Linked DNA regions of Homo sapiens: region 2 is linked to region 1. A link is a loop called in an ENCODE intact Hi-C map of the cell type or tissue named here. Cell type or tissue: chondrocyte. All regions are shown on one strand.

The links. Hi-C counts contacts between places; a loop is a spot of excess contacts. Peaks named below come from ENCODE experiments on the same cell type or tissue, not always from the same donor. Only the 100,000 strongest peaks of a DNase experiment are listed, where the experiment ranks them.
Region 2: a loop joins it to region 1, with 6 times the contacts of the local background. A loop is called at or near these places in 3 of 110 quality-filtered maps.

What each region holds. Positions count from the first base shown.
Region 1 is chr15:88,833,332-88,835,831 of GRCh38, reverse strand. The region is part of intron 1 of ACAN (aggrecan); the gene reads right to left. Among named protein-coding and RNA genes, the nearest start is that of ACAN, 31 kb to the right of the region's middle. In chondrocyte, CTCF peaks have their summits at 1,130, 1,333 (motif pointing right) and 1,556; no DNase peak of the experiment used is centred here.
Region 2 is chr15:88,245,860-88,248,359 of GRCh38, reverse strand. All of the region lies in intron 3 of NTRK3 (neurotrophic receptor tyrosine kinase 3), which reads left to right. Among named protein-coding and RNA genes, the nearest start is that of NTRK3-AS1, 5.6 kb to the left of the region's middle. In chondrocyte, CTCF peaks have their summits at 1,119 and 1,357 (motif pointing right); no DNase peak of the experiment used is centred here.

The DNA of each region.
Region 1 (2,500 bases):
GATGAGATTGACATTGGAATTGGTAGATTGAATAAAGCAGATGGTCCTCCCTAATGTGGGAGGGTCTAGTCCAATCAGTTGAAGACTGAATAGAGAGAAAAGACTGACCTGTCCTGAGAAAGAGAGAATTCTTTGTGCTGGATGGCCTTTGAGCTAGAACATTGCTTTTTCTTCCCTTTGGACTTGAATTGAAACATCTGCTCTTCCTAGGTCTCAAGCTTACTGACTTTCAAACTGAAACTACTCCAATCATTTCATTTAGGTCTCAAGCCTTCAAACTTGGACTAGAATTACACCACCAGGTCTCCTGGTCTAGCTTACCAACTTATCATGCAGACCTTGGGACTTGCCAGCCTCTATAATTGCATGAACCCATTCCTTATAATAATTCTCTCTCTCTCTGTCTCTCGTGTGTGTGTGTGTGTATGTGTGTGTCTGTGTGCGTATGTGTGTGTCTGTGTGCATGTGTCCTATTGGTTTGTTTCCTTGGAGAACCCTGACTAACACAGTCCTTCAGGCCCAGAGAAGTGATGAGTTGCTCAACATCCCTAATGAAACTTGGGCCTGCCACCAACTTCAAATCCAGAGATCACGTGTGTTTTAGAATGGACTAGCCTCCAAGGTTTCAGGCAAGGTTTAGGGGCCTGGTTCATGTCAGGGAAAAGATGTTCACCTAGAGAGCTCTTGAGGAGGTTATGGGATGAACGGATTAATATTTTAGGAGAGAAATTAGACCTAGGAAGCTGTAGCTCTCCTGCTAGATCAATGACTTCATGTGGATTAGAAAGACAAACCTTCCTTATCGTCATCTGCTGTAAAGCTGTCATAATAAGTACACAGGTCTGTGACAACCGCAGTGTAAAGGTGCACAATTGGAACCCTGACTCCAGCATAGGTGGACCCAAGAAGACCCAAGAGAATGTACAGGAGACCCACCAGAGCAGTGCTCTCAACCTCAGCTGCACACTGAAATCACCTGGGCTTCAGCCTGGACCTCAGGATTTTTAGAGCTTGGAAGGTTCTAAGGTGCAGCCAAGATGGAGCACCGCTGGCCTAGAACACGTGCAGTCCCATTACAGACACCTCCTGTGACCTTCCCTCCACGGTGCATGCCTGGTGATGTTCCCCGAGTTGTTCTGTTGGATGGACTTGCATCAGCACCTACCCTCCCCTTTTGGTTTAAGAAGTGCTTGCATCACAGAGGGAGGGAACCTTGGAGCGGATGGAGGATCTGGGACTAAAGAAAAGATTGGAGATTTCAGCAACTCTCGCCCGTGGCATTCCCAGACTTTTGCTCTATCAGAGTCCAGTGGCCCAGCAGGTGTCGCTCTTGGCTCAGTCACCGCCGGCTGGGGCTGGATGGATTTGGGGATGAGGGGGGCACCCCAGGAGTCCCTAGGCTCAGGAGGGGTGTTGGGAGGGCACTGGTGTTCCCATCCAGGAATGCCAGGGGCAGGGGCAGGGTGGGCCCAGGACTCCGAGTGACCCTTTCTTCCTGTTGATTGAGTGTGTCATCTTTCTACCACCTATGCTACATATACGAGTCACCCCAGAAATGAAAGGGCTGTCTGTGGGTGCTGCTGGGGGTATGGCGTGAATGCATGAGGCACGTCATCCTCACACTGGAGAAAGTCTGGAAAATCCCAAAGTTCTGAGAAGTAGCCCCTGTGTCTCCTTAGGGATTTTTCTACCTAGATGCTGCCTTTTAAAGAAAAGTCTCTGGCTGCAGGCTGTGGCACCATGAGGGGCTCTGGTTCAAGCCCCATGTGACGAGTTGCGGCTGGGAAATAGTTCCCCAGAAGGCAGAGGGCAAAGTGTCTTCTCCACTCTGGGGAGGGGTCTAGACTTTCCGGCTCCTCTCTTCCCAGAGCCTTAGGGATTCGTGTTCAGACACAAGGCCCGCCTGTTCTTCCCTCAGAACACCCTTCATTGGGAGGTTGTGTGTATGTTTTCGGAGCTGTGTTTCTTCCCTCACTCTCTGAACAAGCTGGACATTGTCCGGGGGTGTAGGAGTGCTCTGTGGGGCTTGGACGGCTTGATTTCTCTCCCTGGCCTAAACCAGGAAATGGGAAGGAATGAAAAGAGGTGGGGAGGAGAGTGGGGGTAGGGGGATAGGGGTGGAGTGGGCAGAGAAACTAATTTTATTTCTTTTTTTTTTTTAAAGACAAACTTTGGGATAGAAATATCGCAATAAATATGCTCTTGTGTTTGTGTGTGTTTTCTCAGCTGTAAAGAAAATAGGGAGAAATTCCATTCTGTCTGGCTTCCAAGTGTCTCCAGGACTCACTGAGCCTTTTATGCGAGAAGACTGACTTTGGCAGCCCTGAGTCCCAGCACGGCCCTGTCAACAGGGAGGCCTTTCTCCATGGGAAGCTGAATTAGGTGCTGACAGGGCGACAGCATAGGTGAGGCAGAGGAAGGGGACGGGGAGCCTGAAATGAAGTGGAGAGGGGAGCTTGGGGAGCAGGAAGGGGATGCTGGGTGAAGGCCGGGTGAGAGT
Region 2 (2,500 bases), 590 kb after region 1:
AACAGTGTGGCCAACACTGTCCCAGGCAGGCCTCTTAGTAGTGGGGGAGGCTTTTGGTCTCTCCTTCTGACCTGTTCCCAACAGGGAGTTTCTCCTGAAGTTGTGTCTCAGCCACACCCTCTTCCCAGGCCTCCTCATCCACCCCATGATGTCCTGGCCTCTGAGGTCAGGTCAGCCCGCAGCAGAACAGGTGCCAGCTGAGGCTGGCTGAGATTCAGAAAGCTGGTGGCTGGGTCCCAGCCAGCTCCTCTCTGGGCTGAGCCGTGGTCAGCAGGACTATGCCCCTGGTGCTCATGGCCAGCGAGAGCCTGGATGGGAGAGCAGAGGGCTGAGTGGCTTCTCCCAGGTAGAGCTTTGGGGTGCCAGGAGCATTTCTGGGTGCAGAGCAAAAGGGGGGTGTCTAAAGCGCTGGGCAGCTGGAGCTGGAAGCTGATGTTTAGAGCTTCTTTCTGCGTCCTTCCCTGGTCCTCTCCACAATAAGCAGCCTTTATCCCCCCGCGACCTTACCCCGCCTCTCTACCTTCATTGCTCATGGAAGCTCCATCTCTCTCTCCATAGGGATGAGCTCTTAGTGTGGGAGACAGATACAACTTTCTTCTGTGAAACAGCCGAAACTGTGGGGCAGGGTTTGGTGCATTTTCCACGTTTGCTGCTTCTTGGCTGTGTGAGCTTGCTTCATGATCGCTCAGCCACTGGCCTCGCACTTCTGAGAGCTGAGGTCATGGAACTCTCCAGCCCGGCACCCCCGTAGGGTCACTGTCATGTTCAGACCTATGCAATGATGTATTCGCTAGGCTCTGTAAATAATTGGGCACCACGTTGGTTATTTCCTTTTCTAGACTACTGGGAAGATTTCTGAGTTAGAGAGAAGATCAAGACTTTGAACCATAAATTACTAGATCTGGAAAGGGCCTCAGAAAATGTTGGGGCCAAACACTGTTTTACAGAGAAAGAACTTAGGAATCAAGAGAGGTGAATTGATTTGGCCCAATCGCCCAGTGAGTTCCTGGCACAAGGCAGCCCAGAACGAAGGGCCCTGCCTCGCTAGCTGGTGTGGGTCTCCATCCGCCTGTTGGTGTCTGCTCTGGGACTGAGGGGTTCGGGCTTTTACAGGCAGGCGGGGAAAGGAGCTCTTAGAGTGCTGCAGAGAAGAGGAGAACACGAAGGGAGCAATAGTAGCTTCGAAGTCCTAAACCCGGCTACCTGCCGCGGGAAACAGGGCTGCGTGCGTGTATCTGGGGGAGTCTTGGCACAGGCACAAGTGCGTCTCTTCTGTGTTCTGTGCACATCGTGTCTGAGGTCTCTGTAAACAGACCTTAAAAGATTTTGGCTTCCCTCTGCGGCTACACTCCTGGTGGCCACCAGAGGGCAGTGTGGCGCACGAGACGGTCCTGGGCTGATGGCTTCCCAGGGCGGGAGCCGGGCGTGTGGCGCTAGCCTGGTGAGAAGTGCACTGTCAGCCCTGGCTTTCAGAGCATTTCCTGAGCCAGGGCTGAGCAGAGAGGTCAGCTCTCCTCTATGAGGGGCATCTCTCCGCCGAGATGACCCTGCTTCCATTGTATCTCTGCAGTCCAGGGATGTGAGACTCCAGGACCCGGACTTTCTGACTCATGAGCCTTTGGCTTCCTGGGAAGGAGGTGGCTGGGCGAGTGCATTGGATGGAGGAAAGCCACCTGGTGTGCTCTCCTTCCAGCCTTCTCTCAGCAGCAGCAGGAGAGATCAGCACATTTGCACAGAGGGTAATGGGGTGAATGCATGGAAGGTAGCCCAGGAAGACCCACAGGCTTAATAGAGAAGTTGACAGATAGTTTCACTGTGGGGCTAGTATCATGGAGGAAGCGAGCTTTATACAGGCTCTCAGGCTGTCTGATGCCCTGGCTGAAGTGTGGGGGAATCTCTCCCCTCTCCCTGCCCCCACCAACCCAAGCTTGGAAATTACCGGACGACAAGTAGTGCTCAGAAAATAGCAGGTCCTGGCATTGACTAGAGATGAGAGCTTGGCGCCTTCTCTTAACCTCTGCAGATCCCGTGTCTGCTTTAGGAGATAACCATACACAGAGGTGGCTACGAAAGTGCCTTGCAAACCAGGGCCATGGGCCCTGCCTGGACTGGCTGGTTTTGACAGTGCTTCTGAGAGTATCGTTGGCTCGTCTGTCTGTTCCAGGCAGTCTTGTATTTGAGCAGGTGCTGTCTTGTTCCATGCACAAATGAGTGTCCTCCTACTAACAAGGTTATCAGCTTTAGAGACAGGGTCTGCTGCTTTTGGGGTGGGTGTGGAGCTCTCTGGTCTGGGGCCTGTGACTCTTTCTTGAGGGTCTGCTCCCAGCTTCCTGACCTGGGGCTGCAGGCAGTGTTCTCTCTGTTGTGGTCCATCTTTCCCCACTTCCTTATTTCTGATAGCTTTTCAAATCTGGTCCACTGAAGAGAAGGAAAGAAGCTGACATTATCCCTTCTACTGGGCCAGAGATCATTTACATATACAACCCTAATTATTTATGGC